Regions from separate parts of the Homo sapiens genome. Here all the other regions are linked to region 1. A link is a loop called in an ENCODE intact Hi-C map of the cell type or tissue named here. Cell type or tissue: PC-9. All regions are shown on one strand. Links, peaks and the distances in the headings refer to the core of each region. The heading gives the core; the rest is flanking DNA.

What was found. Hi-C counts contacts between places; a loop is a spot of excess contacts. Peaks named below come from ENCODE experiments on the same cell type or tissue, not always from the same donor. Only the 100,000 strongest peaks of a DNase experiment are listed, where the experiment ranks them.
Region 2: a loop joins it to region 1, with 22 times the contacts of the local background. A loop is called at or near these places in 37 of 110 quality-filtered maps.
Region 3: it touches region 1 in a loop (7-fold over the local background); 35 of 110 quality-filtered maps call a loop at or near these places.

Annotation. Positions count from the first base shown.
Region 1 is chr11:31,866,585-31,874,900 of GRCh38, reverse strand. All of the region lies in intron 1 of PAX6-AS1 (PAX6 antisense RNA 1), which reads right to left. Among named protein-coding and RNA genes, the nearest start is that of PAUPAR, 44 kb to the right of the region's middle. RefSeq lists an enhancer at 1-853 and a silencer at 3,789-3,918. In PC-9, for the core only: CTCF peaks have their summits at 3,422 and 3,623 (motif pointing right); DNase peaks (open chromatin) are centred at 1,600, 2,680, 4,730, 6,400 and 1 weaker place; H3K27ac peaks cover 2,674 bases.
Region 2 is chr11:31,232,047-31,240,362 of GRCh38, reverse strand. All of the region lies in intron 9 of DCDC1 (doublecortin domain containing 1), which reads left to right. Among named protein-coding and RNA genes, the nearest start is that of DCDC1, 130 kb to the left of the region's middle. In PC-9, for the core only: CTCF peaks have their summits at 4,106 (motif pointing left) and 6,735 (motif pointing right); no DNase peak of the experiment used is centred there.
Region 3 is chr11:31,484,369-31,492,684 of GRCh38, reverse strand. The region is part of intron 1 of IMMP1L (inner mitochondrial membrane peptidase subunit 1); the gene reads left to right. Among named protein-coding and RNA genes, the nearest start is that of IMMP1L, 21 kb to the left of the region's middle. RefSeq lists a silencer at 7,116-7,316. In PC-9, for the core only: CTCF peaks have their summits at 4,441 and 4,641 (motif pointing left); a DNase peak (open chromatin) is centred at 4,634.

The sequences.
Region 1 (8,316 bases), core at 216-8,215:
AGATGGCCTAATTAAAACTAGTCACTGAACCTCTGTGAGCATCTTGTCAAAATTGCACCAACATTCTGCACCCAGGCTTGCGCTGGGTCTTGGGAGCTAAATGAGGGATTCCATGGAGAATTCACAGATGTCCCCTCAGGAGGGGCCCCTAAGGTGACAGGGGAAGCAGGCAGAAGGCAGAGGAAAGGATTAGCTCAGCCACTTGGATTGGCCCCTCCGGCTGTTCCAGCTGCAAACCTCCACATGCACACAAGGTTCTCATGTGCACATGTGTCATGTCCTCAGCTGCCCCTTTGCACTGAGAAACCATCTCAGGGCTGATCTTCATTTCATGTATAGTTTTTCAGCTGGGTCCTCTTGTTGGTACTTTGGATGTATTTAATTCTGAAATTCTCAAATCACTCAAAATGAACCTCTGTGTGACTCAGTTTTCCTACTGAAAAAAATGGAAATTATGATACTTGACCAATTGCTACTCAATATCATGGTAAGAATCAAATGAGCCTAGGTACATGAAAGCATTTTGCAGAGATAAAAGCGTGATTCCACTTTCAGTTGTTCTGTCTGGCCCAGTACAAAGAGTGCCGCTTTTGGAATCGGATGCACTTCAATCCAAACCTTTTTTCTGCCACTTACTGACTGTGTGAGTAAGTCACTTCACCATTCTGAGCTTCAGTTTCCTCACCTGGAAAATGGGGCTGGTGAATTGTGCCAAAGTAAGGATTAAAGGGCTTGGTATGTATAGGTGCTTAAAGATGTAGTTTCCTATACATGCTACAGGGCTTGGCATGTATAGATGCTTAAAGATGTAGTTTCCTACCCTTTCACTCCTTTCCAAAAGAGTAGGGGGAGGGCTTATTAAACAGAAGAGAAGGAGGAAAAGGAGGAGGCTTCCTTATCCCCTAGGCTCCATCTGCACATATACCCCTTACTCTCTGCTTTGGTTCTCTGTCCTTATAACTTACCTACATTTAAGTCCTAGCTCCTGGGACTTAATTATTGACAGTTCTTCAAATGCACCAGTCAGCCTTATACCACTGTGATTTTTCCTATGCTATTCCCTTTCCCTGGAAGTACCTTCCCCACTGGGTGAAAACTTTCTCTGTTCTTTTTTTTTTTTTTTTTTAGAGAGAGTCTCACTCTGTTGGCTGGAGTGCAGTGGCATGATCTCGGCTTACTGCAAACTCCACCTCCCAGGTTCAAGCGATTCTCCTGCCTCAGCCTCCCGAGTACCTGGGATTACAGGCTCCCACCATCATGTCTGGCTAATTTTTGTATTTTTAGTAGAGATAGGGTTTCACCATGTTGGCCAGGTTGGTCTCGACCTCCTGACCTCAGGTGATCTGCCTGCCTCAGCCTCCCAAAGTGCTGGGATTACAGGCATGAGCCACTGCACCTGGCAAACTTTCTCAGTTCTTAAGCCTCTGCTCAAATCTCTATGGAGATTTTTCCAACCACCCTCTTCTCTCCCTCCTTCAACCTGGAGAAACAATCACGTGGGCTGTTCCTTCACTGTACACCCTATGTATGTTCAATCACCAAGTGGTAATGTAAAAGTGCATGAATACATGCATGGAATGCATCAATGGTTGAAATATGTGGCTATACCAGTATTGTACCAGTCCCTGCCCTCAAGGATTCAAAACCTTGTGGAAGAATCAGACTTGCAAATTACTTTATGTCTTAACAAGTTACTAGGTGCTTAGTTGAAAGTAGCTTCCCCTCACCTCCGCCTCCAGACTATGAACCCCTAGAAGGTAGGGATCTTGTCTTACACATAATTATCCCCAGCACCCACTACAATGCTTAAACAGAGTAGGCTCTCCATGCTTTTTTGAAGCAATGAGTGAATAATTGAATCAATACGTGAATGAGTTAATAAGCAAACCCTTCATTTTGTATCAGTGATTTTGTCTGCCTTCTGTCCACCTGTGTCATAGTGTCTTTCCAAACTGGCTTTCTGTGGACACCCCCAGGAGGGAGCCCAGTACATTGTCCCATGCAACTCACACCCACTAACGACCTGTCCTTTTGTCTAGTGTAAATCTTAACGTTTTGCTCCCCTCAAAACTTGTCAAAAATAAGGGAAGACAAATAAATAGAAAAGAAAAGAAATCACCTGTAGACAGCCAGCATGCAGCCTTTGGTCTATGTCCCTCCAGACCTCTGCCTATGCTATTTATCTGCACACAGAGTAATGATTATATGCCCGGACTCTGGAACCACACTGCCTGGGTTCAACTCCCTCTTCTGCAACTTAAGGGTTGTGTGAACTTAACTGCATCTGCCATTTTCTCAAGTTCCTTCAGCTTGAAACATTCAATATATCAAGGTGCCATATTTGGGGGCAGCAATGTCCTGAAGCCCATCACAAGGTTCTTAAGCTCTCTGTACCTCAGTTTCTTCACCTAAAAAATAGAGATAATAATGACACCTACTTTGCTGTTGTTAAAAGGATCAATTAAGTTCATACACATTAAGTGTTTGGTGGATAGTAATAACTCAACACCTGTTTACTGTTCTTATTTGTCCTCGTTAGTGGAAACTGCCAGTGCCCAGCCAGCGCCCTGAAGCCACTCATGATAACCAAAAAGCATGCGATCTTGTTGGTGACTCTGAGATGAATCACCCCAGGTTGCAGCTCTGAATGTTATGATTATTTCCACCCAAAGCTGGTCTCTGTGTCAGTCCTGAGAGCAGACCTGAAGATGAAATGCAGTTGTAGCTTAAGACAGTACTAGTTTCACTGAACCATCTCAATGTAAACAAAAGGATTAAAGCTGTTCCATGGCCCAGTTAACACCTCAGCTAGGCCAAGTTTGCCTGGATAAATAGAGATGCAGTTCATTATCAGCCTTCTTTAAGCTGTGTCACCTGAATCAGGAAATACCCCATCCCTGACAGGATGTGGGCCCTTACCATGGCACACCTGCCTGCTCAGCAAAAAGCCCCCTTTGGGTGCCTTAGAAAGGGGCTTTATCACCAGCCTGGTCTTCCGGAGGCGGGACCCACACACTGCCTAGCCCAGAAAGGTGTGGGGCCCTCCTGGCACCAGGAACTTGAGGCTGGTTTTGGCAAGGGCCCTGTTTCCAAAACAATCATGACGGTATTTGGTATACTGGAAGGACTGGGGACTTTGGAGCCTGCCAGGCCAAAGTTTGAGGCCATGCTCTGCCGTTTACCAGCTAAGTAGCTCAGAGCCCCCATTTCCTTATCACATAAAGTGATCCATGTACCTATAGCTGCCAGGCACACAGAAGGTGTTCCTATGTGAAAGCTGTCATTAGAAGCCACCTAGGAGATAGCGGTGGTGATGGCACAGGGATCACAGGGAGCAAGCTTTAGTTCTGGCTGCCTTCTTCCCACTTGGCAGTGGACAGCGCTCCTGGATGAAGAAGCCAGAAGACCCCAGGCTGTGCAGATGGGGCCCTGGCTGAAACGCAATCCCCTTCCTGTCCCCAGGAGCAGGGGTAGCCCCAGCAAGTGGAGAAATAAGACTTCTGAGAAAGTGGAGAAGAGAACTGCCTTCACGGAGGCGCAGAAGGGGCTGCAAGAATGCGCTCTACCCCAAATCTCTCCCACTCCCACCACGAGCCTCATTGTTTGACTTCGGGCTTGGGTCTCTATTCAAATGCAAACACCAGGAGGCGCCTTTGCATTGTGGCCAAACGCACAGGGATAGGATTGACAGCAGCAGCTTCCTTGAGACCGAGAGTTGACAGGGAAGGGAGTGGGAGAAAGGGGCGTGGCGGGCCCTTGCCCAGGCAGCGAGGAGGTAATTCAGAGCCCGGCCCGGTGGGCAGAAAGTGCTCAGTTTTAGCCAGAGTTAGCTCTGCCCACAGGCAAGGCTGTCCCTGCTGCAGGACCTCCTCTCTCCTCCTGGCCACACAGGGAGGACAGGCTCTGGGGAGAGGGCCAGGGGGGATCCTCCTCTGGGAAAGGCAACTAAGCAGGAACCAGGCTGCCTCATCGGTGTCTGCTCTGCCTCTGAGTGACCTTGATCAAGCCTCCTACTTCTCTGAGTCTCTGTTTCCCCATCTGTAAAATGAGGGCAGGAATGGAATACATAGGGTTATGAGAAGGGCTAATCATTAAGCACCCAATCAATGTTAGCTCTGGCTAATTTTCCAGCAGAAGTGTGCAACTCAGCCCTCCAAGGAAAGGGCTGTAAGTCCGTTAAAAACCAGCTGGCCCGAAGGCGACATGGTATCCTGGATTGTGTCCTAGGATAGAAAAGGGACATTAGTGTAAAAGCTGGTTAAATGCAAATAAAGTTTGTAGTTTAGTTAATAATATTACCAATGTTAACGTGTTAGTTTTGATAAATGTACCAAAGATGATGTCAACATTAGGGAAAGCTGAGTAAAAGTTATATAGGAACTTTTTTTTTTTTTTTTTTTTTTGAAACAGGATCTCACTCTGTCACCCAGGCTAGAGTGCAGTGGTGAAATCTTGGCTCACTGCAACCTCTACCTCCTGGGTTCATGTGATCCTCCCACCTCAGCCTCCCCAGTAGCTGGGACTACAGGCACGCGCCACCACATCCAGCTGATTTTGTGTTTTAGTAGAGACAGGGGTCTCACCATGTTGGTCATGCTGGTCTCTAACTCCTGACCTCAAGTGATCCGCCTGCCTTGGCCTCCCAAAGTGCTGGGATTACAAGTGTGAGTCACCTCGCCCAGCCTCTCTGTGCTATCTTTACATCTCTTCTATAAATCTAAAGTAATTTCAAAATAAAAAGTTAAAAAAATAGCAAGAAGTCTTGCCACTCTGGAAAGAAAGCAAACAGCATTCCACAGACACTTCTTAAGGGTAATAGCTCCTATTCGTGTTATTCCACACACATATTCTTCCAAATGATAAATAATAAAATATAAAATAATGACCATTTCAGCACTTACTGTGTATCAGGCATCAGACTGGATGCTTATTATACATCATCTCATTTAGTCCTGACAACAAAGGTAGGTATTTCTGTTCTCATTTTATAGAGCAGGGAAATGGAAACTGATGACACTGTGCAGCTAGGAAGTGACAGAGGATTTCTAACCATTTCTGTCTGCTTCTAAAGCCCATGCTCTTTATACTGGAGGAAGGGGGAAAAATGGAGATAATTGGAGGCTGCAAGCTTTCATCTCAGACCCAACAGTCAGATTTAAGAAGCTGTGCCTCAGTGGGACCAATCTTATGGCTTAGAAACTAATTATTGTCAGAGGGTGGAGGTTATATAGACACACCAAGTACTGCCTGAAAATTGAATTAGTCAAAGTACATCACTGTTGTTTATTATAGCAAAAAATAAAAAGAAAGAAATAGCCTAAATGTCAAGCAACTGGGAATTTTACAGAGTTAGTGATGGCATATCCATACAATAAAATAGGGAACTGTTCAAAGTAATTTTGTATAATTTTATGTGTGACATTCATCAGTTAGAATACTTTGGGCTATAAGCAACAGAAAAATGCAGCTCAATCAATTCAAATTAAACAATAAGTCATTTCTTATCTTTAAAAAAAAAACAACAATATCTGAAACTGCTGTAGTTCCAACCATTATGTGCAGGAATGACAATATGTGGTATTTGATAGGTGCAAAAGTAATTGTGGTTTTTAATGGCAAAACTGCAATTACTTCTGCACCAACCGAATAGAAGTGAGGCTGTTCCTAATTATTCCTTTGTATCACCAAGGATCCCATTTTCCCAAACCTGCCATCAGTCTTGCCATCGCTTTAGCCAGAATTATGTCACATTCTGTCATTACCTCAGTCACTGGCCAGGGGAACGGACTGCTATTTTAGCTAAGCCCAATTGTCTTTTACACTAGAAATTAGAAATAGTGTCTGCTTTCCTGGAAACATGTTGCCTCTCAAAGGAGAATGGATGCCTGAATTAAAACAGGGTTTTTGTTAGGAAGGTAGAAAGGGACAGGCTGGTGCAGTGGCTCACTCCTGTAATCCCAGCATGTACGGAGGCCAAGACAGAAGGATCGCTTGAGCCAAGGAATTTGAGACCAGCCTGGGCAGCACAATCAAACCCCGTCTCTACAAAAAAAAAAAAAAAGTAAAAATTAGCTGGGCATGGTGGAACAGGCTTGTGGTCCCAGATATTTGGGAGGCTGAAGTGGGAGGATATTTGGCCTGGGCAATAGAACAAGACCCTGCCTCAAAAAAAAAGAAAGAAAGAAAGAAAGAAAAAGAAAAAGAAGGGACAATATCTGCTGTGTGAGAAACCAATAGTCTTCTGCTGTGACTATTGAAATGAAAAAATGGGCTAGGTGTGGTGGATCATGCCTGTAATCTCAGCACTTTGGGAGGCTGAGGCCGGTGAATCATGAGGTCAGGAATTTGAGACCAGCCTGGACAACATCGTGAAACCCCATCTCTACTAAAAATACAAAAATTAGCTGGGCGCAGTGGCGGGTGCATGTAAATCCCAGCTGCTCGGGAGGCTGAGGCAGGTGAATCACTTGAGGAGGCAGAGTTCGCAGTGAGCCGAAATTGCGCCACTACACTCTAGCCTGGGTGACAGGGTGAGACTCCGTCTCAAAAAAAAAAAAAAAAAAAAAGAGAAAGAAAAAGAAAAGAAAAAAAAGAAATGGAAAAATGGCTGTAGCGTGTTATTGAGTGTAAAAAGGAGAACGTATTTCAGAAAAACTCAATATGATGATCCTATTTATGTAAAACGATTCATACATTTATGTGTGTAAATGCATACAGAAATATCTTAAAGGATATTCTTCAAAAATTAACAATCAGTTATCTCTAGACTATGAGGTTTTAGGAATATTTTACATTATTTGGACTAGGCTTAATTCTTTGTGTTTAGCTGTATTGAATTATTTGTCATGAGTGTGTGTTTTTCTAAAAAAAAACAATAACTATTTCTTTGGGAGATTTTTGTTGTGTTTTAAATTGGAAAGAACTTTGTGTGGAAAAGGTTAGGAACTGCTGTTTTAGACTTTGGAGACTTTTCTGATGAGTTAAAAATTATAACAGGGGGCTTGTTCGGTTTTGCCTTACAAAATGTTTATTTATTTGCATGCCAGTTTCAAAACAGCCACAAATTCTTTGACATTCCTTCTATTGAAATGTGGAGTCTATGTCACTTCTACCTAAACCTGAATGACTGTCTTGAACAATAGAGTATGTCAGAAATGACAGTGTGTCTAAGTCACAAAAGATCATGCAGTTCCCATCTTGCTCTCTGGAACATGGACACATGGACTTTTTTTTTAGTCGGAATCTTGCTCTGCCACCCGGGGCTGAACTGCAGTGGTGTGATCTTGGCTTACTGCAGCCTCCGCCTACGTGGTTCAAGTGATTCTCCTGCCCCAGCCTCCTGAGTAGCTGGGACTACAGGCACGCACCCCCATACCTGGCTAATTTTTGTATTTTTAGTAGAGATGGGGTTTCACCATGTTGGCCAGGCGGTCTCTAACTCCTGACCTAAGGTGATCTGCCCACTTCGGCCTCCCAAAGTACTGGGATTACAGGTGTGAGTCACTGCGCCTGGCTGAACATGGACTTTTGAAACCTCAAGTCTGCAGTAAGAAGTCTGACTAGCTGCGACCATGTTGTGAGGAAGCCCAAGCCACGTGGAGTGGCCACACGTAAGCCACTCTGGTCAACAGTCCCAGCTAGGCCCAGTCAGGTGCCAGACATGTGAATGAAGAATGATTTTAGTCCCCAACCACTTGAGTTACCTGCAGCCATTCAAGTCTTCCCTGCTGAGGCCCCAGATAATCATGAAGCAGAGGTGAGTCCTCCTCACTGTACTCTGTCCAGACTCTTGCCCCAGAGAAACTATGAGCCTAAAAACATGGCTATTATTTCACACAACTCAGGGGCCATTTGTAACACAGCAGCATACAATGGAACAGTTTGTTTGTCCACGTGTTTATTTTTAATGCTATAGATCTGTTCTCCAAGGCACAGGTATGGAGGCCAAAGGTTTGTTCTTGAACATGTCAGAGAAGCTGAGGGCAAGAAGATGCAGGGGGTAGAAAGGCATTGGGAGTCACAAAAATTTTCCACACTCAGGCTGGAGGGACAGGAAGGATAGAGGCACACATCACTGAGACACTACTCAGATGGGAGTAAGGCAAGAAGGGTGAGGTTTATGTCACCAGTGTTACAGGCAACACGAGGGAAAAGGAGACATCTTGAGAAATGGCTCAGAGCAGCATGGGCTGCTGGGAAAATCCAAAAAGCACAAGAGTTGTCGAGACTGAGAATAATTTCCACCCATCAGCTGGGTGACTTTGGGCAAATTCCTCAACCTCCTTCCAAAATAGAGAGCCCTGACAGTCTAGGGAA
Region 2 (8,316 bases), core at 202-8,201, 630 kb after region 1:
CCAGAAACAGGATTATAATTATCATAGATAAGACTATTCATAATAATACAATGAAAGAAAGAAAAATCCAAACGAATGTTCTTTATTAAGCCATTATATATAGAAACTAGTATAAAATATTTTATTGCATTTAGATTAAATTATTGTAGTTGAAATATTATTTAAGTTTTAAGATATCATGATATTATAAAATGGATCATGATTAATTGCATTACAATAATTTTTTGGAATTAATGTGGTTTGATTCCACTTATTGAAATTTAAAATTATTTAATGTTAGAAGAAATAATGAGACAATTCTCCAATTCAGGAAAAGCACTGTTTAAATAAAATCTAAAGACAAGCTTAAACATTTTCTAAGTTTTATTTCAAGTAAGGATGTTAGAAATAAGAAACATCCCAGAAATAATGGCATGTTTTTCTTCCACTGTCTTAAACATGTAAAATTTAAAGAAGTATAAATTGCTATACTAGATTTAAAAGAGCTCTGTGCATTGTAAGAAAAAAATACTTTCAGAATTACTTACTGCTTTCATTAAAAAATTCTTTATGACTCAAAATTGATGAAAAATATATTTTATTAAATATTAAATTATGAACAAAATTTAACATTTTAGTGTCTCTGTGATTGTCTGTTTGGGCAGTCTGTAAAGATTTCAACATTATATGAAATTTAAGAATATTTTGAAACCTATGCTCTTTGCCATTTCTCCTAAAGCTTTTTTCTTCCACTAAGTTGTAATAATTCATAGCTTTACATTCAGCAGTTTTAATATGATACTTAAGTTTTATTTGGAAATATAAAAATGAAGAAAAATAAGCAGAAGTTTGCTCATTATGTATTTTTATGTAAATTTCTGTTGCTTTAGATGTGCTCTATTTTATGTATGCTTGAGGTTTTCTTCTTTTGTAGTGTTATATTAAGACTTAATTTAAAATTATTTGAATGTTTAGAGAAGTCCCTGTAGTCATACCCTTAACAGACCATCAGTGCTTAGGTGTTAAGCCTGACAATATCTTTATTTGTGAGTGGGATTTCCTAGCAAATATCCTTCTTAAGAATTAATGAACTTTGTTTCAACTACACTTACTTCATTTGACCTTTGGTATAGCCTTTTCTATTTAGTTTTATATAAGATTGTTTTAAAGAATCTTTAGATAGGTGAAATGGAGGTAGATGATGATTCCTATTTCCTTAACAAATTAAAGTTTATAAATCGTATGATTAGATTATTCTTGATATTATTTCAATTTATTTCACTTTTGAGACCACATATAAAAACAACAATATTATCTTGATGTCTGTCGAAATATAAGCTTTAAATTTTGTCATTCCCAAAGGAAATTTATTTTAAATAAATTGCGATAATATAGCTTTAAAAGAAAAGTCAGGGCTACTGGTTTTATGTTTACAAACTTACTCATTTTTCAATTTTTAACTTTAGCTTGGCTGTTATAGCATGCAACTGATTTAAGCACACTACATTAGGGTGGTCTTAAATATATACTGATTCGTGTGTATTAAAATGAGATATTTTATTTAGAACAGCACAAAGTCACTTAGACATACATTTATCACATTTATTTCCTTAAAAGTGGAAGCATCTTGGAAATTGCTTGGAGCTAAGCAGAATCTATTTAATTGGTAATCTTTGCAATTGCATAAACGCATTCCTATGAAATGTAGTTAACACTTTCAGCGACAGGGCCGTTCCATCTCATTAGCATTCTTGTTATGTAGTGGTGCTGTTGGTGGGGGTGTTGAAGTAGGAATGCCATTGTGTCGAGTTCTAGTGTTTGGGGACAAACACTGCTGTGGAAGGAACGTGTGAAAAGGCCACAGTCCTGTCAGTGAATGAGGAAGGCTGTGCTTTCTGTGTGCTTCAAGCAGGGAAGCTGTCATTCATAGGCCTAACACAGCTAAGGAGAGGCCAAAACACAAGGCTGCACTACCTTTTAAAATGATATTAGTGATTTTTAAACATGATGTTCTTTATTTATCATCCCACATAGAGCTTTTAGTTGCTGTCAGTAAACAAAATATGGCAGTCTGTTGAGAAACACTGTAAAGATGCATAAACGTGCATGGAGCTGTGCCAGGCAGCTATACAAGTAATGACTCAGAATGGCTGATGGGCAGTGTTAAGTACAAATGTGATTTTTGAGAAACACTCATTTCTGAAAATGTCTTCCCAAGTTTGAATTTCCCCGCCAACCAACAAAATTCCTGGAGACTTTTACATAAGAATGCATAGTACTTTTTTTTTTTTAAATACAATTTTTGAAAGCACTCATAAACTTTCAGTTTTAATCATTTAAAGCTGTTCACAGTATGGCCTAACAGTTCTTATAGATTGCATAGTTATTTTTGAAATTCAGAGAGAAAAAAGGGAAATGAGTATCTATTATATCATGGTAAGCACCATCTTAATTAGGAAGAGTCATAGCCCCTGAATTCATTAAGCCATGAAAAAATGTGAATCTGTGAATTTAAGAAATCTTAAGGAATTTTTAATTCTACTCCTAGTTTTTAGCACTTCGGAATAAAATGATTGTTTGATATTAAATTTTAGCTGATTTGATTACTTAAAGCAAAATAAATAAACCAAAGTATTCTCCAATATTTCTTAAATTCTTGGGGTATTTTCTAAACTTTGGTAGTGTATTGAAAAACACTGCAATTTCTATTTATGTCTGAAGTTGTGGGAAAATGTTTTATTTCTGTAATTTTAATTTTGAAATGTGTATTTGAGCTATTTGTAGTAAATCATTACTTAATAAAGTTTGTTGAGGTTTATATAATTTTTGGCCCGAGTGATTTAAATTTAAATTTTTTTGCATGTATGTAGTCTCTTTTGTTTATTAATTTAAGCAAGTTAACTTTTTTGGATGCTGTTATATATGTTATATGTAAAAGTTCTATATTTGGCATATTGTGTTTAGCAATCTCAGGTACTGAATTTCTATTTCAAAAATTAGGTTTTACTTTTTAAATTGTAACAATATTGCAGATTTATTTTGTGGGCATATTATTTGATGAGGAAATAACCATCTAGCTTGAGTATATATTGTTTTTGCAGTTTAAAATTGAAATGTATTTTGTTAACATACTAAAACTAAGCTCTACCAAAGCACTTAGATTTTGTTTAAAAAATTGTGTAAGTTAATGTTGGCTCACTTTATCCACACTTTCAATAAGTTTGGTAATTAGGTATCAAACAATAGTATAATATAATTCTATCCAGAATTGATTCATCTCAAAATATGCTTGAATTACATTTATTATTGACAAAATTTGTTTATTGCATAAAGTATTTTAAAAGGAATCTTAGTATTTTAATTTTTCAAAAAAGAAGTGCTTGAAGTTTGTCTTTTCAGATCCTGTGTCAATTAAAATAATTTATTGGTTCTACATCATTGAATGAATAACTATCTCTATTTCATTTTCTGTATATACTTTAAAAATTGAGCTGTTTCTTTGACTTAGCCTTTCTGTGACAACACTTAAAATATTTCAGTTTTTAACAAACTTCCTAATTATCCTTTGAAACCTTGGAACAAAATCTATAATATATAAACATAATATACTATTAAAAACATGAAAATAGTGTGATAGTCATTTCGAGATGAAAACTACTTCTGAAGGTTCTGGTAAGTAATTTTTTTTAGAATATTAGGTTGTTTGTAGATTTGAGTGATTGTTGATTTTTTTTTTCCTGAAACCAAGCTGCATTCTAGTTACTTGAAGTATTTTAAGAACCTTAAACTTGTGTCTCTTTCTAAGTGTCATGCTTTGAGCAGGCCTAACATCAGTTAAATGAAGTGAAAATTGCATTCTTGTCTTGATAGAGATGAAAATGGATTTCTGGTCATGAAATAGATGTAGTTGTCACTTTTTAAAAAAGGTGTCAGCAGTTTGCTTCAGTGAGTAAGGTGCCAATTCAGTATGGCAGTAAACTTGTGATCTGAGCAATCAATAAAATGCTTCAATAACTTCTGCTTCATTACACTTATAATAAGAGGCTATAGATCCATGGCACATAAAATGTTGATAAAGAGGATATGTGGAGATCGACTGTGACAATTTTCTCAAAAGTACAGTAAGTGCAATATTGCCATCTAGAGTTTGTGCATAGGTAATTATTACAGAGAGGGGGGAAGTGACAGTGGAATAAAATAAGAAGTGATATTGAAATAGTGTTTATTTTCCATCATTTATCCATGACATATTTATCTTCATGGAACATTTCATTTGACTTGTCATAAAGCTGTTTAGGTCAGGAGAAAATTTTCAAATCTGTGTTTTTCTCTAATTCTCTTAGAATTATACTACCAAGTGTCAAATATGTATCTCTAGCTCAAAATTGAACTTTTTATCATGAAAACTATTTATTAAATAATTCACTTTGGAAAAAAATAGAGGTTTTTCTTTTTTACATGGTAATTCAGTTCTGTAAAACCAGAGAGCTTTATTGACATCTCAGCTGGGTGTCTTTCAATTAGAAAAATTATCTGTATTAATGTTAAACCTTCTCCAAAGAATAAGGGCCAACTTACGTTTCAAATGGTATTTTAAAATAAATATTTTTAACTTAAAAACTGCATCTCATAAAGGAAAGATAGACTTTTCTGCTTATGCAATTCTGAACATTTTGATGAAAAGTGAATTCCATTTGGGGATCATCTAGGAATATGTCTCCATCTTTATCAACATATTAAAAATATTAGTTATCACCTTACTTTTCTTGATTAATTAAAAATTATTTAAATTGTTTCATTTTATAATACTTTTTGAATGAACTAATATGGAAATATTTAAAAATCATTTATCCTCTGTACTTGTGACTGAATAGAAAATTTTATAAAAATCCCAATTTAAGTGTTTTAATTATAATACAGATAAAGTAAACTTAATATGGATACAGATTGACTTAACAAGGAAAGTTGTGTTTTTTTTTTCTACTCAACTCTCCCTTTACAGAATATGGACCATTTTTCTAAGTTTATAGAGGTAGGCACTTTAAGTTTCCCTGAGATGAATAATTTGGCATTAATATATTATTAATGCATTTTTTCTAATACACTGTTGATGTATTTGCTTTTTATGTCTGTGTGTGAATGACTTCCATAATTGTAAAAAATGGAAATGATTATAACCTAAATTTATTTTTATTTTCTGACCAAAAATTTATTCTCAGACATCCTAATGTTATATCCCCACTTATATTTAAGATCATTCTTTAGTTAGATGAAGATATCCTTCTTTAGTTAGATGAAGATATCTTATGTGGAAATTTCTAATCATATTGGGTAGAAATATTGCATTTTAAAAACTCCAAATAAAGATAGAATTGTCCAGGCAAAGTACTTGAAAGTAGACCTGACAAATGTTCTTTAAATTACTCAACCACCTACAGGTATTATTGCCTATGACTCTTTTGAAATGAGAATAAATTTTATAGAGTTACAGCAGCAAAGTGAAAGAGTGTGTTTGATAGATTCCCTGAACAGTTTCAACACCCACAGGTATTATTTGTAAGAAAACAATCATGCTGAGTCTTCAGCTGGTTAGAGAGGGCATAGCATTCTATCTTCACCTGACATCCTATCTGTTCTGTCAACATCCTGGGCCCCCTGCCTCCTGCCCCCTCCTCCGAAAACAATAATGCTCACTGAGAGGTTCGTGTGAACGGACAAGAATATGAATTTTTTTTCCTTGAAGAACTAAAACAGTATTGAATACACATTCTTAGTAGGAGGAAAACCAACTCTCTTAAGGATTGACTAGTATTTTCTATTTACTATTCAAATGGATCAGTGTTGTCAATGATTGCTAGTTAAGATCTTTGGTTCTTGAGAAGTCTGACTAATGATTGATAAAGCAATTGTAAACATCTTGGGTATCATTGCTTTGCTTTATTTTATTCAGAGACATATATAGTGGCTTCCTCACTTCTTGTTAGTAGCGTTAGTTCGAGTAAACATCAATCTTACAACAAACTTCTGATTTTCAAATAATAAAATTCATTCTTTGCTCTTATTTTATATATGTTGCAAAAGGTGGGAATTAATGTAACATTAATTTATTGCTCTCTTTCATAAAACTTTCTCAATTATGTTAGAAAATCAATTTTACATAACCTCCCTAAAATAATCAGTATCCTGTTACATTTCTAAAATATTTGAAGTTTCTGAACATAGCCAGTCATGCATGGAAAAAGGATATGGCAAGAGTTCATTTATCAACACTTAATATGTGTGACTGGGAAGTAAATGTTGAAAGCTTTAGAGAAAAGAATTACAGCATAAATAAAAGGTGCTGGAAAGGGCTTCAGCCTTGGCAAACCACAGGTGAGTTACATCTTTTAGAACTGTACAGCACAATACACTATCCCTTGTGTTTTTAAATTAAAATTAAATAAAATTGAAAATTGGGTTCCTCAGTCTCACTAGCCACATTTTGATTACTCAATAGCTACATCATCACTGAAAATTCCACTGGACAATTCTTTTTTAGAAGGCAAAAATTCGGTCAGATACTCCATTTATACTTCTGGCATTGGATTCCTCATTCTGTGATTAACAAGGTGACAAATCTTTTAACATGATCAGGATCTAATTTGGTGTTGGGTAGATAAGGTGCTCCAGTCCTCATAAAGCAAAACAAAGCAAATATTTTGAAAACAAAACAAAACACATATAGTTCACAATCTGTTTGCCTTCCAACCACCAGGTGGACACCTTTAGGCCCTTCAGTGTCTCTTAAGATCCTTATAAGTGAACTATATAGTGTGGCATCTTTGGGGACTACAATTCTACCAGTCACTGATTTAACCTTATCTTTTGGGTACCTCCCCACCCCCAAAAAGTAATTAGAGAACCAAAGAAGACAAACTCAAATGATGAAGTGTTGAGTACCACATATGTGCTCTGTCTGTGTGTTAACCAGTGTTGAAAATACAGGAGAATTCTCTAAGGCCTAACCCTCAGGAAGCTAACTTTCTTGTTTTGGAGACAAAGCATACCCATGTGAAGCTATTAGGAAATATGCTTATCAGTATAAAAATAAGTGCTAAAATATGTGATACAGATTCTATGTATTATGGGAACTTAAAAGAAAGACTAGCATGAATAGAATGAAAGTGAGGTTGAAATGAATTTTAAAGGCTGCATAATCCAGTCCTCTCATTTTATAGATAATAAGACAATAATACTTACCTCATTGAGCTGTTGTGAAGATTAAATAAGGTATATAAGACTCTTTTTTTTTTTTTTGAGATGAAGTCTCACTGTATCACCCAGGCTGGAGTGCAGTGGCACGAACTTGGCTCACTGCAACCTCCACCTCCCAGATTCAAGCCATTCTCCTGCTTCAGCCTCCCGAGTAGCTGGCGTTACAGGCACATGCCACCATGCCCGGCTAATTTTTGTATTTTAGTAGAGATGGGTTTTCACCATATTGGCCAGGCTGGTCTCGAACTCCTTACCTCAGATGATCTGCCCACCTCAGCTTCTCAAAGTGCTGGGATTACAGGCATGAGCCACCAAAGATTCTTAAAACAGTACCTGGAACCTAGTAAGTGCTCACTGGGGATTAGCTATCATCACCAGCATCTTTATTATTAATATTATAAAGTAATTAACACCAATGGCAGTAAGGTCCTTGTCTAAGGTGAGACAGCAAGATAGAGTTGTAATGGCACTAAAGCCTATCTTCATTAGCAAATGTAAGGCATGTTTTATTAACTGAAGTATGGGCAGAGTTTGAAAAGGAGATTGAGATAGGCAGTGGCATGAAGTCAGGAGTGAACAAGATTTCAAGCAGGTTATATGTGATTTTTAAAAAAGGATATCAGCGGCCTTTGGAAGATAATGAAAACTTAGAGTGAATAGGATTAAAGAAAAAATTGGCGTTAAAGAATTAAGGGCAGTGGGTATAGATAGGACCTCTCAGAGGCTGAGAGTGGTTATATTTTTTTAAAGTTCACAGCATATTAAATAATGAAGAAATGCCAAAACAGGATTTTAAAACTGTTAAGTATATTTTAGATGATTAACCTTAAAATTAACTCTATTAACAAAAAGCACAGTATGATATAATTGTTCTATTTACATGATAATTAAAAGATTTCTAAAAAATATTAATTCATAACCCATGTTGGGGGCATGATCTGGTGATGGGACAGATATTTCAAAATGACTGTCTTCTCCAGAGTATCCTGTCACTGTATGTGTAACTTCTTGATTGTATGTGTAACTTTATTTGCAGATAATGAAAAAGGCTAAATTTGTGGCCTATTTTGAATGTAAGACTAA
Region 3 (8,316 bases), core at 202-8,201, 380 kb after region 1:
TTAGGAAAATTAACCATACAGTGGTCTTTAAAGTGGTCTTTAAGTGTTCAAGTGAAAGAAAGCATGGCATATTTGTCACTTTAAATCAAAAGCTAGAAATGATTAAGCTTACCAAGGAAGGCTTGTTGAAAGCTGAGACAGGCCAAGAGGTAGGCCTCTTGCCAAACAGTTAAGCTGTGAATGCAATGGGAAAAGTTCATAAACTCATGAATGTTAAGAAAGAGAAATGACCTTATTACTCATATGGAGAAAGTTTTAGTTGTCTGGATAGATCAAACCAGCCACAATGTTCCTTCAAGTCAAAGTCTAATCCAGAGTAAGATCCTGTTTTTTTCAATTCTATGAAGGCTGAGAGAGGTGAGGAAGCTGCAGAAGAACATTTGAAAGATAGCAGAGGTTGTATTAATGAGGTTTAAGGAGAGAAGCCATAACATAAAAGTGTATGGCAAGCTGCAGCAAGTTACCTCTATCTAGCAAAGATAGTTGATATAGGTGGGTACATGAAGTGACAAATTTTCAATGTAGATTAAACAGCCTTCTGTTGGAAGAAGATGCTATCTAGGACTTTTCATAGCTGGAGAGAAGTCAATGCCTGGCTTTGATGCTTCTCAGGACAGGCTCACTCTCCTAAGGGGATAATGGCAACTGGTGTCTTTAAGTTGAAGCCAGTGCTCATTTACCATTATGAAAATCCCAAGGCCCTTAGGAATTATACTAAAGCTACTCTGCCTGTTCTTTATAGACAGAACAACAAAGCCTGGGTGACAGCACATGTGTTTATAGCATGGTTTACTGAATATTTTAAAATGTGTGGGTCTCCCATGTATGTCTAGAGGATCTCTGCCATCATAAGAGAATTCTTCAAAGATCTTTCCTGGATAATCTCATCTCTGTTTCTAGCTTCTGCTGAAAAGGTTGATTTGGACCCATTAGTCACATACCTAATCTCTTCAGAAAAGGTTTTTCAGCCACATCCTTGGCCCTTCTCCAGAGCATGTTTTAGCATCTTTTACAATTTAGATAGGTTAAGAAATCTCCAAATCATAGGTTTTTCTTTGCTTAACAATTTCTTCCTCAATTTATCTCTTCTCTCACATTTTACTGTAAGCAGCCCGGAGAAAACAGTCTACGCCTTTAACACTTTGCTTGGAAATCTCCTCAGCTACATATTCAAGTTAATTGCTTACCAAGTTCTACGTTTTGCCACATAGTAGAACCCATTTCAGCCAAGTTTTCTGCCACTTTACAACAAGGACTGCTATTTCTTTACTTTCCAATACCATGTTCTTCATTTCCTTCTTGAGAGTTCATCAGAAACCTTTTTAATGTTCCTATTTCTGTCAACATTCTGTTCATGATAATGTATGTATTCTTTAAGGTGATAGCTTTCTTTACCTCTTCTCTTCCTTCTGAGCCATTAGCAGAGTTCTCTTAAGATTTCTTTTTCTACCAAAAATTTCTTCAAGGCAACCTAGGCTTTTTCTGTTTTTCTATTTTTAGGTATCACAGCAACACTCCAGTTTTTGGTATGAAAATCTATGTTAGTTCTCTAAAATTACCATAACAAATGAACAAAAACTTGGTGACTTAACACACAGAGATCAATTTTCTAACAATTTTGGAGGTCAAAAATACGAAGTCAAGTTGTCAGCTATGTTTATTATGAAAACTCTAGGGGGGCATCCTTCTTTGCTTCTGCAGCTTATGGTGTCATGTTATTCCTTGCCCTGAGACAGTGTAACTCCAGGCTGACTTCATTTTCACATTGTTCTTTTCTCTGTGTCTTCCTGTGTCCTTTTCTGTCTCTAATGAGGACGTTCCCGTTGGATTTAGGACCCTTTGTAATCTACTATGATCTCACATTGGTCCTTACCTTAATTACATCTGCAAAGACCCTTTTTCCAAATAAGGTCATGTTCTGAGGTTCCAGATGAACATGAATTTGGGTAGGGGAGGCAGGAAGGGGGACCATTTCTCAACTCACTATAGTCTCTTTTTAGGTAATTATATTATAAATGGTGTTGTATAATCTATATACAAATTTTAAAAAATTTCAAGGCTTGTGAATAATTATTATGACATTATGTTACAACGTACTAATACCTTTAATGTTTATATTAGAGAGTGCTGAACAGGAAAATCACTTTTCTTCTCAGACTTTATAATATATATAGAAGTAGGGGGTTATTTAATGAACTGCTTTTTTTTTTTTTTTAGATGGAGTCTCGCTTTGTCACCAGGCTGGAGTGCAATGATGCTATCTCAGCTCACTGCAACCTCTGCCTCCTGGGTTCAAGTGATTCTCCTACCTCAGCTTCTCGAGTAGCTGGGATTACAGGCGCGCGCCACGATGCCCGGCTAATTTTTGTATTCTTAGCAGAGGCGCGTTTTCACCATGTTGGCCGGGATGGTCTCGATCTCTTGACCTCGTGATCCACCCACCTTGGCCTCCCAAAGTGCTGGGATTACAGGCATGAACCTTTGCTTTTTAATGTGGATAGTGCACATTACATACACACACATATGTGAATAAATAGCGCTAAAGTTCTGTTGATTTAGAGAAGTTGGTTACTCAATATTTACTCACATCAATGTAGTAAGATCCTAAATTACCTCTTTATTAGAATAGTGGTTGTCTCTAGTTTTTTGGAATGATTAGAGATTAGATGTGAGATTAGATTTCCTCGAAATTTTTGCGTGTTTCAAGATCGAATTTAAAAACATTTAGCAAGTTCTTAAATAACTCAGGAGAATTTTTTATGAATAACAAATACAATTTAAGTATATTTAGATGTGTCTTCCAATTATGTGAGATTGTTAAGATTTTTGAGATCAAACATGGTGCTTGTAAGTGGATGAAACGATATATTTAAACAGACTATTGTTACAGGAGAAAACTCATTTTTAAAGGTACCAGGTTAAAAGAAAAAAAAAGTGGTAGTGTCATAAAGAGAGAAGATTGAATTAAAAATTTGAATTGATACAGAAATGCATTACAAAAGAGGAGGAAGAGAGATTGGCAGAAATGAAGAATTATCAGAAAAGTGAAATGTGTAAAAGCAAAGGCAAGAGATAAGATAAGAAGACTAAGGAGAGCAAAAGATGATAAGTAATGCAACTAATGGTTTACTGCTAAAGGGTAGAAGATTAATATATCAGAGTTTCTCTCAGCTTCAGTCAAATTGATGGTAATTATTAGAGTGAAACCGTATTCTTTATATCATTCGCCAAAGTTAAACTGCTTGTGTCATTTTGTCAGAAAATAGGAATCATTTTACGTATTAAATTTCAAGTAAATGTTATGTATTAATAACATTGATATGTGATATTGTATATTATATAGATATATGCAATTATGCATATTTAAAAGTGAATATGCATATATTGTTTTAAAGGCAAAAGTTTGTTTTTTGTGGCAGACACTGAAAAGTCACACGCAAACTCACACAAAGCAAACTTTAACATTTCAAATAAAAATAAAACTTTTTGGCCGGGTGCGGTGACTCATGCCTGTAATCCCAGCACTTTGGGAGGCTGAGGCAGGCGGATCACAAGGTCAGGAAATCAAGAGCATCCTGGCTAACACGGTGAAACCCCGTCTCTACTAAAAATACAAAAAAATTAGCTGGGCATGGTGGCGGGTACCTGTAGTCCCAGCTACTCGGGAGGCTGAGGCGGGAGAATGGCGTGAACCCGGGAGGTGGAGCTTGCAGTGAGCCGAGATTGCACCACTGCACTCCAGCCTGGGCAACAGAGCGAGACTCCGCCTCAAAAATTAATAAATAAATAAATATATATAAAAAATAAAAAATAAAACTTATTTTCTTAATCATAAGAACTGAGATAGAATTATTATAATTGACTATGAGGCAGGTTTTGACATTCAAGTCAGTGTCAAACGTATTGCTTTGCCTTTGTCATATTATAACTGGTCACAAGGTTTTTTTTACAGTATCACACACATTCCTTATATTCAGTACATATCTAATTTAGTCTTATATCACTAGTATTGTATTCTGCTTTTCTACCGCTTTTTTATTCTTAAAATTAACCTCAGGTATTCATGCTGACCTGCAGAAGTTAATGTTTGTATCCTTTCTATGTCTCAGTCTAGAACAGTTTAATGAACTGTTGATGGTTGCCCTGTCAACTCATTTAACTCTTGGAACATAGTTCTTTCTAGGTTGATCTCATATAATCTATTAGCTATTACTTTCTTCTCTGACCTGAATTCTCTGATGGATAAAGGACTTTAATATTGTCTGTTTTTTTAAGTCATTTTTTCCAAAGCGTCATAAAATTCCTGAATTCAAGATCTCATGGACCCATTAAGAGGAAGACGCACCGTTACAACTGTCATTCAGTCATAGTATAGACTACTAATTCAACTCAATATGGTTGAAAATAGCCTTCAACTAATGTAATTTTGATTTCCTGCTTTAGGATTCCTGAAATTGTGGATCACCCACCTATGCTTTAAGACATGCTTTATTTTTTTTTTTTCTGGAAGCCCTGCAACTTCCCTAAAAATTGAATGAATTGTAGAACAGACCTATGGTAAGTGGGCTTTTTCCTCCTTTTTCTTCTGTCGGTTTCATGTTCAACTTAACTCTTATGACTGTTGTAATGCTGCTCCCTGCTGGACACAATGTAATTTTGTAAAGTTGGCACTTAATAGATGGGCAAATAACTGGTTAGTTGGACCCACTAAGGAGGGGAATCTTTGGCTACATTCACAAAAACCAATAGTATGCAACAAAAGCAACTATTATAAAGGTGCTATATCATTGCCATCATGTTGGTACCTGGAGCCTGATGAAAGTACTGATAGTCTTGTTTCAAAATTTCATTGTCTGCTTCCTGTTGAGCAGCATCTAAAAGTTGGAATAACTGTACACACTGAAGGATGCTTCTAGGTGGTGAACCTTTGAGGATTTTGTAAATTGTGTAGGGTTTTTTTGTAATGTAAGTTAGTTTACTGTTAAATGTTCTGTAATAATTTCCATTCCCTGTACTTTTGTTTTTCCAAAGAAAATATCTAAAACTGCCCCAGTATAATTTACATTAGACATTGTATAACTATGCTATAATCCAGCTATCATGTTTTCTAGTACTCACAGTGTGGATTTCATCTGTAGTGTCTGTGACTTGCCTATCATGGACCTTCATGTTGTATGCATAGACAAGTGCTCCCAAAATTATTTTAAAATGTGTGAAAGTCAGAAGTGTGTTTCTTCCTACCTTAGGGCTAAGCTATTGTATTTTTTGAAATGCAGCATGCCTCAAATTATTACCTGAATATCATTTGGAATTAATGAGCATGCATTTTCTTGAAAAGAAGACTGACAGACAGAAACAACATGGAGCTGCTAAGCCAAGATCTAGCAGGATAACTGATCTTATATTATTTAAAGGCTGAAATCTACTTTTAATTAGGATTGTGGAGAATTAGGCATAGTAACTTATTTCTTCCTTATTAAAATATTGCATTAAAAATTAGAAATGTAGATCAAGGAAATTGTTGATAGCAGAAAGGAATCCTTCCTTTTTATAAAAATATATTAGTATTATTTTAGAAAGTATATAATTATAACTTTTTGTTGTAAAATATAGTGATACAGGAACATAAATATATAATACAATGAATAATTATAAATTAAATATTTAGCATACATCTTTGTAACCTTAGAGTATTACTGGCATCCCAGAAACTCTTGATATGCTTTCTTTTCTTTAGAGGTAACCAGTATCATGACTTTAATGGTAATTATTTATACAATTTTTAATATAACTTTGTCACTTTACGTGTATTCCTAAGCAGTATGTTTACTTTTTTCGCCTCATTTTAATCTTTATGAATCGTGTATTCTTTCTTCCTTTGCTCAGCATTATGTTTTGAAGAGTTATCCATGTAGTTATGTGTAGTTTTATTTCATTCATTTTTGTTATTATGTATTATCCCTTTGAATTAAATGTGCCAGAATTTATTCATCCATTCTGCTGTTGGTAGATCATTGAGTTGTTTCTAGTATTTGATGACATTGCTGAGAATGTGTTTTAAAAAATATCCTGGTTACATATCATGTGTACATTTGTTTATATCCTGACAGTAACAATATTAAATGTTGGGGAACATTCTAAAATGATTATCATTTCTTTTATTGTAGGCCTTACATATATAGTAAAGTGACATATAGTTTGAGATAGTTTAAATATAGAGTACATATAAATAGATCTAGTTATAGTATTGATGTAGATACAGGACCTAATGCAGTAACTCTGTTTCACTTTGTTAGCACACTTATTCTATTTAGTAACATATCATGCCTTCTATAACTCCTTCACTTTACTGATGAAGAAACTAAGGACTAGAGAGATTGAGTCACTTGAACAAGGCCATTTAGCAAATTGGAGCTAGAAGCCAGACTAACCTATCTACTTTGGCAGTTACAACTTAAAGTAAAATGAAATCAGGACATTTTCTTGAGTGTTCCAGTCATTTAAGTGAAAATATGCCTAAATAGCTTGCAGAAAAAATCAGATATTCCTTCGGCTATTAACTAACAACTGGCTTAGCATAGAAAGTTGCATGTCTATCGTAAGGAGAGGTCATTACAAAAAAAAAAAGGGAAAAAAAAGTTTCACATCTAAAGCCCCCATAGTTATTGCACTTTATCACAGTTCATCTTCTAAAGGGCAACCACTGTATATTCTGATTTTAACCGAGAAGTTTTACTTTGAGTACTTCATCAGAAAAACGTGTGTCTTTGTTCTCTTAAACAGAATACATTTTAAGTTTTTTTATAATGGCTCTGAGTTGTTACTGTGAACATCAGTCATTTTACAGAATTAAAGTGATTTCCTCGGAATTCTATGCTGTGTTGGACTGTTTTCTTCTAAATTATCCTAGCCTGATAAGCTTTTTTGTCCTCAGAGCTACTGTGATGTGTTTTCTCATTTGTTTTGTTTTCTTTTACATTTGTTAGGTAATTCTTGCTTTTTGTTGTCAGTGCCTTCCGTTTGACTCATATTTAAAATCAACGCATTTGCCTAACATTATGTATTACTTAGGTGAGAGCTTAAGTATGGTTCTGTCACATCTGCTGACTATAAGAGTAGAGAATGTGTGCTAGCATTTTAAAATTCATTTTGGTATCAGCAACTAGTCTAGCCACTTTGTTTTTACAGGATATTGAGATAACCTCAGACCGATTTCTGTCTGACCGACTGATTTCTGTCTAATATATATGCAACATAGGTTGCGTATCCTTATTTGGGGAATAAATATGATCATTTACATGTTTTCCAGCTAAACAGTTGTAGGATTATTGAAAGTGATTTACTTAAGTATGACTTCAAATAGGAAGTCCAGTGGACTTGGTGTTTGTTTTCTAATTATTAAATATTTGATAGGATAGACATTGAAATAAAAATAATACATTAGATGATACTACCTGTTAAAAATGGCAGTTACAAAGGTTAAATCACCTTTGAAATTACGGCTTTAAAAAATATAGAAGTAACACAGATTTGACTTCATGAAAACATTTAAGTGGTTTAGGAAAACATTCATTTAGAAGTGAAATGCATTTGACTTCGTATCCATTTATAAACTATTGAATGTGAATTTTTTAAAAAACTGGAATAGGGAGTATATTTGTTTTTGGAGCACAGGAGATATTAGAAAGACAAACAGTTGCTATCCCAGCACATTTAGGCATTAATATGCTGATTTACTGAGTTTATATGAGGTTTGTTTTTTAATTTGAAAATTTATTTGCTTTTAACCTTTCTAAGTCAACAAATTTTACATTTGCATCTGGGAAAAAAATAAGCCAAGAGCTTTATGTAGTTTATTGCAGTGAGCACATCGTTGGAAATTGCCTTATAAACAAAGTATTTTAGAGGCCCGGAGAGAGGAATAGCTTTTTTTCAGGATAAATCAGAGATGCATAGGTTGTGGAAGTGCAAAATGATGCAACTCCTGTGGAATGCAAATTGGCAATTTCTAGAAAAAGACCAATGCATTTACCTCATCTCAGTACCAATTTTGGGAATTTATTACAGAAATTCTTGTGTGTACTTACAAAATAACATATGTATAGGAGTTTTCATTGTAGCTTTGTGTGTGGTAGCAAAAGATTGGAAATTCCTTAGTGTCTATAGGCAACGTGTTCGTTAAATGAACTATGACAACTACACAATGAAATACTCTACAGCTGTTAAAAAAAGTGGATTTTTTTTTCTATATGAACATTTGGAAAGTTTTTCACATACCATTGTTATTTGGAAAAAGCAGAATTCAAAACAATGTAC